2 separate regions of the Homo sapiens genome follow, and region 1 is linked to region 2. The links are chromatin loops, found by intact Hi-C in ENCODE. Cell type or tissue: K562. All regions are shown on one strand. Region 1 overlaps ARMCX5-GPRASP2 (ARMCX5-GPRASP2 readthrough). Region 2 holds the start of GPRASP2 (G protein-coupled receptor associated sorting protein 2).

Evidence for each region. Hi-C counts contacts between places; a loop is a spot of excess contacts. Peaks named below come from ENCODE experiments on the same cell type or tissue, not always from the same donor. Only the 100,000 strongest peaks of a DNase experiment are listed, where the experiment ranks them.
Region 1: it touches region 2 in a loop (2.4-fold over the local background); 4 of 110 quality-filtered maps call a loop at or near these places.

Annotation. Positions count from the first base shown.
Region 1 is chrX:102,861,136-102,866,135 of GRCh38, forward strand. It overlaps ARMCX5-GPRASP2 (ARMCX5-GPRASP2 readthrough), which reads left to right. Exons shown (of 19, transcript NR_146584.3): 13 at 3,907-4,017. It overlaps LINC00630 (long intergenic non-protein coding RNA 630), which reads left to right. Exons shown (of 12, transcript NR_146589.1): 4 at 3,907-4,017. Among named protein-coding and RNA genes, the nearest start is that of RAB40AL, 74 kb to the right of the region's middle. In K562, a CTCF peak has its summit at 2,786 (motif pointing left); a DNase peak (open chromatin) is centred at 2,826.
Region 2 is chrX:102,711,255-102,716,254 of GRCh38, forward strand. ARMCX5-GPRASP2 (ARMCX5-GPRASP2 readthrough) reads left to right here. Exons shown (of 19, transcript NR_146584.3): 5 at 2,528-2,595; 6 at 2,935-3,012. It overlaps GPRASP2 (G protein-coupled receptor associated sorting protein 2), which reads left to right and starts at 1,194. Exons shown (of 5, transcript NM_001004051.4): 1 at 1,194-1,298; 2 at 1,876-1,963; 3 at 2,528-2,595; 4 at 2,935-3,012; 5 at 3,283-5,000. The coding sequence starts at 3,616. In K562, a CTCF peak has its summit at 2,272; a DNase peak (open chromatin) is centred at 2,317; H3K4me3 peaks cover 601 bases; H3K27me3 peaks cover 153 bases.

The DNA of each region.
Region 1 (5,000 bases), 150 kb after region 2:
TCACACCACTGTACTACAGCCTGGGTGATAGAGCAAGAACCTTAAAAAAAAAAAAAAAGCAAAGTTGTATCATATCTTTTACCTTGTAATTTAACCAGAATGCCTCATCCACATGTTAGTACTTAAGGTAAAAGGAAAACTAAAATAACAAAAAATACAGGGTACTAAACTATACATATGGTATTTTAATTATTATATGAGTTGTATATGTAATGCATGTACAGTGTGCATGTGCATACACGTATACACAAAATAAATCCCAAAGAACATAGCCCAATGTTAATTTCAACCATGATAGGATTAATTTTTTTTTTTTTGACACAGAGTCTTGCTGTGTTACGCAGGCTGGAGTGCAGTGGCGTGATCTCGGATCACAGCAGCTTCTGCCTCCCGGGTTCAGTTGATTCTCCTGCCTCAGCCTCCCGAGTAGATGGGATTACAGGTGTGAGACACCTGACATCCTGAGTAGCTGGGACTACAGCCGTGTGCCACCACTTCTGCCTAATTTTTAATTTTTTTTTTGGTAGAGATGGAACCTCACTATGTTGTTCAGGCTCATCTTGAACTCCTGGGCTCAAGGAATCCTCCCTCCTCGGCCTCCCAAAATTCTGTGATCACAGGCAGGAGCCACCGTGCCTTGCCCCAGATTTGCTTCCCACTGAACCCTTTACCAGTTGATCAGCCTCAGTTCTTAAACAATGCATCTGATTGGAAATGGCATACATGTAACATATTGACCACTCAGCTAATTTTTTTTTTTTTTTTGTATTTTTAGTACAGACGGGTTTTGCTGTATTGGCCAGGCTGGTGGTCTCGAACTCCTGGCTTCAAGTGATCCACCTGCCTTGGCCTCCCTAAGTGCTGGGATTACAGGCGTGAGCCACTGCGCCCAGTTTATGATGGGACTGGTATTTTTAACTTCACTACTTGGCCCAATATTAAGCCTTTGCTGAGTATGGATTATACTTATGAAAAAAACACTATATCCCTTAAAACCCCTGCTACTTATGAAATATTTCAGATAAAAAGTATAGAGAACTATAAAATTAATCCAAGTTAAGAAAAACTTTACTCCTCCATGACCCTTTCTTCACTCCTAGAAATAATCAATATCCAGAATGCGGTATTTATTCCACTTTTTTTTTTATTACTTTACTACATATGAGAGCGTCCCTAGACAAAATATAGTATTCTTTTGCATATTTGTCTTCATACAACCACACACACACATTAATACTATAGGTGTTCTTGTCCTCCAACTAGCTAATTTAACATTATATGTCTATATGTACACACACACACACAAACTTGATTCTTATACTCAAGAGAGCATTGTGAGGAGTTCAAGAGGAAACCCTCCTCCAGATCCCAGCACAGTTTTTGACACATTATTCACAGCACCAATGTTTGCTTCCTTCTCATCCCAACTGTGCTGAGATGTTATTTCTTTACATATTCACTTCTAATTTTACCATTAAGTATTCTTTTTGTCTGCATTCTTTTAGTTTACATTGTGGTTCTTTATCAGGCTTTCTGAATTGAATGTTTAACTCATTTTCATTTTTATTGATATAGGTATTTAATGCTTTAAAATAGCCTCTGATAGCAACTCTAGCTAAATTCGTACATCCTCTGTTTTCATTATGATTATATGCACCAAATTCTGCAACTTTAATCTATTTCCATTTGGGTGCAAGTTTTGTTTAATAGCCTCAGATAGAGTCAATTTTCATGAATGATCCATGTTTATATGAAAAGTAGGTGTGTTGCCTAATATTAGGCTTCACAATTTAGAATAAGTGTATCTGTAAGATCTACCCTTGGAATTATGTTGCTTAAGTCTTCTCTACAGTTGTTAAATTTTTCTCCACCTGAACGTTTTTGGATTATAGGAAATGTGGTAGAATTTCTATTATTAAATGGTGTGCTTCTTCCTACTTCTCTTTGCACTACTGTAGTTTTTGCTCTATCAATATTTTTACCACATGACTGCATATATGAGTAGCTCCCATCTTCCTTGTGAATTGTAGCCTTTGACTTTATCAACTGTGTTTTTTTGTCTCTTTAAATCCATTTTGGTCTCAGTTTTTTTCTTTTAATTATCAAGATTGTAACCCTTACTTTCTTTATATTGTCAACTGCCTAGTATATATTTATCCTTACATTTTTAACCTATATGAATACGTTTGTTTTACGTGTATCACTTGGAAAAGCACAGCTTTGGATTTTTCTTCAATAGGCAATCTGAAATACTTTTAATAGATGAGTTAAGCCAATTTATTGTTATTGATATGATTGATGTCTTTGCTCATTTGTGTTCAATTCTGTTGTATTGCTTTTAAACACAGAAATTGTATAGTCTTTCACTAGTTCATATGTTTATTTGCTATCTATATTTAGTATTTCGAATGGTTAATACATAATATCCTTGATATGGAAGAAGTCTTAATAATGAGTAGAGAAATCATCAAAAGATATGAACAGATAATTCACATAAAATGCAATATACATAGTCACTAAACTTTCAAAAATATACCAAATTACAATAATTCTGCCTGCCACGGGCTGCCAGTGTGCACCAGAGGTATCTCATGTTTCATCTTATGGATGCCCCAGAGTAGAGGATTTTACTGTCTTCTTTTACACTTATCAATTTTATTCTGACAGAATTAGAGTCATTCTATATGTAAATTCATACCCTGGGTTTTAAGTGAGGTATTTTTTTTTTGCTCCATGCAAACACGTCTGTGGAGAAGTTTGACAATGGTGGTACGGTGGTGCCCCCTCGTGACTGAAGCCTGAACTGCATGCAGCTTGAACATCACAGTAGGAAAGTGGGAGGGAGGAGTTGTGGCCCAAGCCCCGCCCTACAGAGTTTTCTAGAAGTCTGAGTGGAAAATTGGGCATTCCCAGTGTGTAGGAATACTGACAGCCTCCATTAAAAAAATGGAGCCTTTTACTATGTGGAAGAGAAAACTATGTCAGAATAATAAATATATATTTTAAATGCTTTGAGACATATGGATAAATAGCTGGAGACCTGGGTAAGCTAAAATGGATGCAGATCTTTTATTATCTTTGTAACCCAAGTTTGCCCTTATTATAACCATCTTTTCATGGAAATATACGTCTGTGATAACATCTTAAAATACTTAAACACAAAATCTCACTTTTTTTTTTTGGACTATGTATTTCATTGTGTGGATACCCTCAAATTTATTTCACTAGTATTATAGCAATGAAAATTTAGTTCCCTTACCATTTCTATGACCGAAAATAATGTACTTAACGCCATGCTCGTGTATATGCAAATATGTTTGTAAGCATTTATTTATAGTAAGTTCCTAAAAGTTTCATTTTAAAACCCTTTGAACTATAACATTTTATATTAATAATCAATTCAAAATACTATTACTAATTTATATTGCCTATATCACAGTATGAAAGTACCTAGTTCTCCACACATTAGAAATAATGAGAATCATTAATTTGGTACACAAGAAGTCATCTCTCATCATTACTTTCATTATAACTCGTTTTTGTTGCCTTCTGGAATTCCATCCTATGGATGTAACATAATCAATTTTCACAACTTCTTGTTATTCAGACTGTCCTGATATTTCCTATTATCTACACTGTGTGGATGGCATCTTTTCAGAGTCTGTGCACTGCTGAAGGGCACAGTTACAGGCACAATTCCTGTGGCTATTTGCGCTAGTGAGTTGAATGTGTCTTCCTTGAGTCCAGCAAGCTGTCTTAGGAGAAATATAACACAACATGATAAATGTCTCAGTTTGTGTGAGTGAGTGTGTGTGTGTGTGTGTGTGTGTGTGTATGCTGACAACCACATTTCCCTCTGCCCTTTTGTGGGTTTGTGTCTCATTTGGTTTCTCTTCCCAAATTCAGGCTCAGAAGTGACAAAAGAGAATTATCAGGATGGCAGTCCTTATAACCAGATGCTTATCAACATTCTTCACTACATTCTGAAGATGAATTTCTACAAGGGAAATTGTTTATGTAAGTGGTGTGTACCCTTTGATATGTATTGACATAGTGGCACACATAGAGTTGTGCCATTTAAACTCCCCAAGGGGAGGCATGTGAGGTCGGCCACAGAGGACTGAAGAAATTAGTTAATGCTGACATCCTATCACATAGGGTGGGTCCTGGACTCCGTCATGGACCTGCTGTCATGCCATTGCCACAATTGGAAGACGTGGAAGTGATCAGATGCAATCAAATTTTGTACACAAGCACATCCTGATGTAGCGATGAGGGAAAGGGGGAAGAGGAATGATCATTGCTTGGACTTACAGGACAGAGGCAGAAGGGCTAGGACACAGGCACTCTTTATACGCATTCTTTTTTTTTTTTTTTTTTTGAGACGGAGTATCGCCTGTTGCCAGGCTGGAATGCAATGGTGTGATCTCAGCTCACTGCAACCTCCGCCTCCTGGGTTCAAGCGATTCTCCTGCCTCAGCCTCCTGAGTAGCTAGGACTGTAGGCACGCACCACCACGCCCAGCTAATTTTTTGTATTTTTAGTATAGTCGAGGTTTCACCATGTTGGCCAGGATGGTCTCCATCTCTTGAGCTCGTAATCCGCCTGCCTCGGCCTTCTACAGTGCTGGGATTACAGGCGTCAGCCACCACACCCGGCCCTATATGCATTCATTTTTATGTAAAACATATGCATCAATTCTTTTGTATGAAAACGTTTGGTCATTACTGTGGTACAACAGAAGACCAGGTCAGTACCATATTTTTTTTTCATATGTACACGGATTTTTATTTTGTTTTAGACATTGTCTTACACACAATAGACATTCAGTATTTGTTGAAATTAATGAAAGAAAAGAGAAACATGAAAACGGTCTGAGAAGACAATAATCTGCTTTTTAATTTATAGACAGCAATTAGGTCAAACAATTATAGCAATGATGACAAAGAACAATATCTGAGGTACACTCAAAACCTTATGAGGGTTATTTGCCAGTTTTC
Region 2 (5,000 bases):
TTCGTATTTAACCACATTGCTCTGTCTGTCCCATGCAGGAAGCAGGGAAAGGAGGGGCTCAAGAGTAGAGGACGGATGTTGGGGTGAAAGAAGAGGATTCAAAAGGAGCCAGGTTGCTTTGTCTCGGGGAGGGGGGTGCACGGTGGGATCCTCTCCTGAGAATGACTGCTGAAACAGCAGGTAGTTGTGGCAGGTGGCTGAGATCCAAGCTGGTTCGAATACCAGCCACATTTCCACACTGCCAAATGTCATGGCAAGAGAAGACTTGACAGGGAACCGAAGAGGAGCCAGGACCATCCCTACCTGGCGGCATCAAAGAGAGAGGACTGTTATGACCTCCTGCGGGTCCTGACAGGGAAAGGTCCTCTTCTGGGGGCAACTGTGGCGACGGCGCAATGCCAACGTGAGCCACCATTTGAAATGAGAAAGAGCAGTGTGGCAGAAAGGAATGAGTTTGGTGCAGACCAGTGGTTGGTTTCCTAGGGTTAGAGGTCTAGGTCTACCTTCTTTTAGAAGAGGGGCAGTGGTGAGTCCTTGATGGGAGCCCCCTGCCCCGGAGTTCACTTAAGAGCAGGTGTACCTTCCTCCCCTGCGTGGCTCCACGAAGCTGGGAAAGAAACGCACAAGAGGACCACCCTAGAGCCCCGGGCCTGTATGGCCTGAAATCGCCTCTCCCCTCCCACACTGCAGTGCTGACACCCCCTTTCCCATCAGCTTCCAGAAAGGAGGGTTAGGGGACTGGGGAGAGGGAGGGGGCAGACACCCAGCAGTCCCTGTGAGGGGGGCGGTTGGGGCGGGGGTGCAGACACATCACGGGGCGGTTTGGTATCCATCCGCTGTTCTCTCCAGCGCGGCTCTTCCCGACCTCGCGATCCTGTCCCCTGCCCGGGCCCCCAGCCGCCCGCTGGTCCCATATATTACAGCAGCGACAGAAATATGGTAGTGGTCGCCACGTTAGGGTCCGTGGGGGCCTCCTGAGGCAGCCTGGTGCCAACCCGCACGCCCAGGCTGGGGCTCATCCTGGCCCTGCCCACCTCGGGGTCGGAACTACGGTGGGCCTGGGATGGGGGCGTCAAGCACTTTCGCGCCGTATCCCTCCGCCCCCCTTCCCGACACCCTCGCGGCGAGCGGTTCTTGCCGCATCCTGCGCAGCCCCTGCCTACTTTGGTGCAGAGGCGTGGGGGGCGGGACGCGTCTTTCCCGTTCGGATCGCGGGGAAAGCAGTGGCTCCAAGTGAGCCAGAGGAGAGCTGAGGAGAGGAGGGGGAGGCCGACGACCTGGGCCCTGGGCCTCTGAAGGCAAGTGCGGGTGCATGAGGTGGGGGTCCGGGTTGCGGGGGTGGTCTGGCAGGGTGGACCAGCAGGCAGCCTGCCCCGCGGACCCTGACAGCCTGGCAACGAGGAGACGATCCGGTCGGAGCCAGGCGCTTGAGAGAGGTGCGCAGTGCCCGAGACCCCTGGCGATGGGGAGGCGGTGACCGGAGCGGGCCTGGCCAAGGGCTGAGGGGCTGGCTCGGGAGGCACCGCCAGATCGTTTGGAGGAGAACCGCGCTGACCGCTTCCCAGCCAGCTTTGCAGGCGCCCGCGCCCCGCCCTCGACGGTGTCTGTGCCCGGAGAGGGCTGTGGGGGAGGCTCCTGCGGGAGAAATGGCGGAGCGGGAGCCGCTGTGGGGGCGCCCGGGAAGGCCGTTGGGGGGCGCCCGGCGAGGCCGGCGGGGGTCGGCGTCCCGGCTCTGTACCCAGTCCGCCGGAGGTGAGCCGCGTTTGCTACTCCGGGTCCCGATTCCCGAAAGGGGCCTGTGGGGCCCCATGTCCTCGGTGCCTTCCCTTCCCACAGGCTCCAGGTTGATGTCAAAGTCTTGTGTCTGTGCGGTAGGTCTGGCGTATTCTGACAGGACACAGTGAGCGTCTGTAGAGGAGAGGCTTGAAATAAAGGAGCACGAATATTGCCTGGATTTCTGGAGGTGTGTGGGGATGGGGGTTGGGCGCTAAACACTGATTGGGGACCCGAATCGGGGTAGGGGACTGTGACCAGAGCAAGTCAGGCATCCAGGAGCACCTCCTAATCTTCACCTCTCTAATGGCGCTCCCCCCACCTTCCATCCCCACCTGTCTCCCCCACCGTCCTAAACTGGGGGCATGAAAGGGTGGGCTTTGGAGGTGGGGGTGATGAGGGAGACATACTGACAAGTACTAATTCACAACCTGTTTTCTAGAATATGCGGCGCCCTTCCCCCATTTTATGCTGCGCAGAGCAAGGGGATGTGGCGCACCTAGTGGTGAATCCTCAGAATTGGAGAAGGGAGTAATGGGAAGAATATGACGTCAAGAGAAGGAGTTGTTATCTCTGGAACCTTGAAGCAGGGCCCAAATAAAACGAGAATATTCCACCAGCAAAACCCCGAATGTTGAAAGACAGATACCAATAATATGGGGACTCTTATCCTTGGCGTTGGCCTGTCTACCAAGTGCTCTTCTGCCACCACTCATATCCTGACTGTCTTACTTTTTCATGTGTTTGTCCATAGGCCTACTTTAAGGCTGGCCAATTCTGCAAGAAAGGCAAGGAGGAGGAGACTGGCTCACAGCTCTGGAGGTTAGTGAGAAGGGGGAGAGGACAATGCAGGGGACAGTTGGAGAGAGCATGGCAGGTGGCAGATCCACTTCCACCTGTAGTAGAAGTGGCAGACCCACTTCTATTCTGCCGGATTTGCACAGTGCCAGCATCCTTTTTATTTCTTGCAGGAGACACGAGATAGGTGTAGGTTGGGTTGTGACTCAGAAAAGACCTGAGAGCAGGGACTAGGACACAGGAAACCATAGATACATTGAACTCTTGAATGGGAAGACAGATATTTGTCACAGGGGCCAGAGTGCCCACCTACCTACCAAGCACTCACACTCCATTCTCTCCTGTATGTTCACTTGTCTGTAGGACCCCCTTCTGTCAGCTGTGGGGCTTGACACCACTTGAACAAGAAAAGGAGGGGGAAACTGCACCACATCAGTGAAGGTTGGTATGAGAGCGGGTATACTTTTGGGCGGGGTAGTGGAGACCAGCATGGGTCCGGGAGTGATTAGGGTCCAATCTGGGGGCTTCTTGGCCCCTCCCATTGCCGACACACTTTCCCACCATTGTTGGACCTGTTTTGTAGGAGGCAGCCGGTCCAGAGAGACTTTCTCAAAGCCCAGCTGTCCCACCTAGCATTCAACATCAGTCGCACTGCATACGTCTCATACAATTGGAAGAGACTCAAAGCCTCATTTCATTCTCTCTCCCTAGATCCACCTCCAGTGGCTGCTCTGCTGGTGGTGGAGTTGCTGCTGACAACCACCCTCAACGGGTCTGCACCCATCCAGGAAATATCTGTCTTCCTTTAGCTTGGTTGTACCTGTTCTCACTCTATCTGTATTATTGAATTATTGACTGAGACTGTGTTTGGGAAGGAGGCTGAGTGACTACTGGACTGGATATTGACTCTAACTCTTATTCCCAAGCTTATATCCTTAATCACCTAAAGATCAGAGTGTGAAGAAACAAACCTGTGACAGATCTGTGGTTGAGGTTTAGACTACGGGAGGAGTATATTACCTGACTTTCTTTGTAACTTGTACCATGACTGGGGCAGAGATTGAGCCTAGTGCCCAGGCCAAGCCTGAAAAGAAGGCTGGGGAAGAGGTTATCGCTGGGCCTGAGAGAGAGAATGATGTCCCTCTGGTGGTCAGACCCAAGGTTAGGACCCAGGCAACTACTGGGGCAAGGCCCAAAACTGAGACCAAGTCTGTGCCTGCGGCAAGGCCCAAAACTGAGGCCCAAGCAATGTCTGGGGCAAGGCCCAAAACTGAGGTCCAAGTAATGGGTGGTGCAAGACCCAAAACGGAGGCTCAAGGAATCACAGGGGCCAGGCCCAAAACCGATGCCAGGGCAGTAGGTGGCGCTCGTTCTAAAACTGATGCCAAGGCAATCCCTGGAGCAAGGCCCAAGGATGAGGCCCAGGCATGGGCCCAGAGTGAATTTGGGACTGAAGCAGTGTCACAGGCAGAAGGAGTGTCCCAGACTAATGCCGTTGCTTGGCCACTGGCCACTGCTGAGTCTGGATCAGTTACTAAATCTAAGGGCCTGTCTATGGATAGAGAACTAGTCAATGTGGATGCTGAAACCTTTCCTGGCACCCAGGGTCAGAAAGGAATCCAGCCCTGGTTTGGACCAGGGGAGGAGACTAATATGGGGTCTTGGTGCTATTCCAGGCCCAGGGCCAGAGAGGAGGCCTCTAATGAGTCTGGGTTCTGGTCAGCAGATGAGACCTCTACAGCGTCTTCTTTCTGGACTGGAGAAGAGACAAGTGTCAGATCATGGCCCAGGGAAGAGTCCAATACCAGGTCCAGGCACAGGGCTAAACATCAGACTAATCCCAGGTCCAGGCCCAGATCCAAGCAAGAAGCCTATGTTGATTCCTGGTCTGGATCTGAGGATGAGGCCAGCAACCCATTCTCCTTCTGGGTTGGAGAAAATACCAATAACTTGTTCAGGCCCAGAGTCAGGGAGGAGGCAAATATCAGGTCCAAGCTCAGGACAAATAGAGAAGATTGTTTTGAATCTGAGTCTGAAGATGAGTTCTATAAGCAGTCCTGGGTTTTGCCTGGAGAAGAGGCCAATAGTAGATTCAGGCACAGAGACAAAGAAGATCCTAATACTGCCTTGAAACTCAGGGCCCAGAAAGATGTTGACAGTGATAGGGTCAAACAAGAACCCAGGTTTGAGGAGGAAGTCATTATTGGGTCCTGGTTCTGGGCAGAAAAAGAGGCCAGTTTGGAGGGTGGAGCTTCAGCAATCTGTGAATCTGAGCCAGGAACTGAGGAGGGGGCCATTGGCGGATCCGCGTACTGGGCTGAGGAAAAGTCCAGTTTGGGGGCTGTGGCCAGAGAAGAGGCCAAGCCGGAGTCTGAAGAAGAGGCCATATTTGGGTCCTGGTTCTGGGACAGAGATGAGGCCTGCTTTGA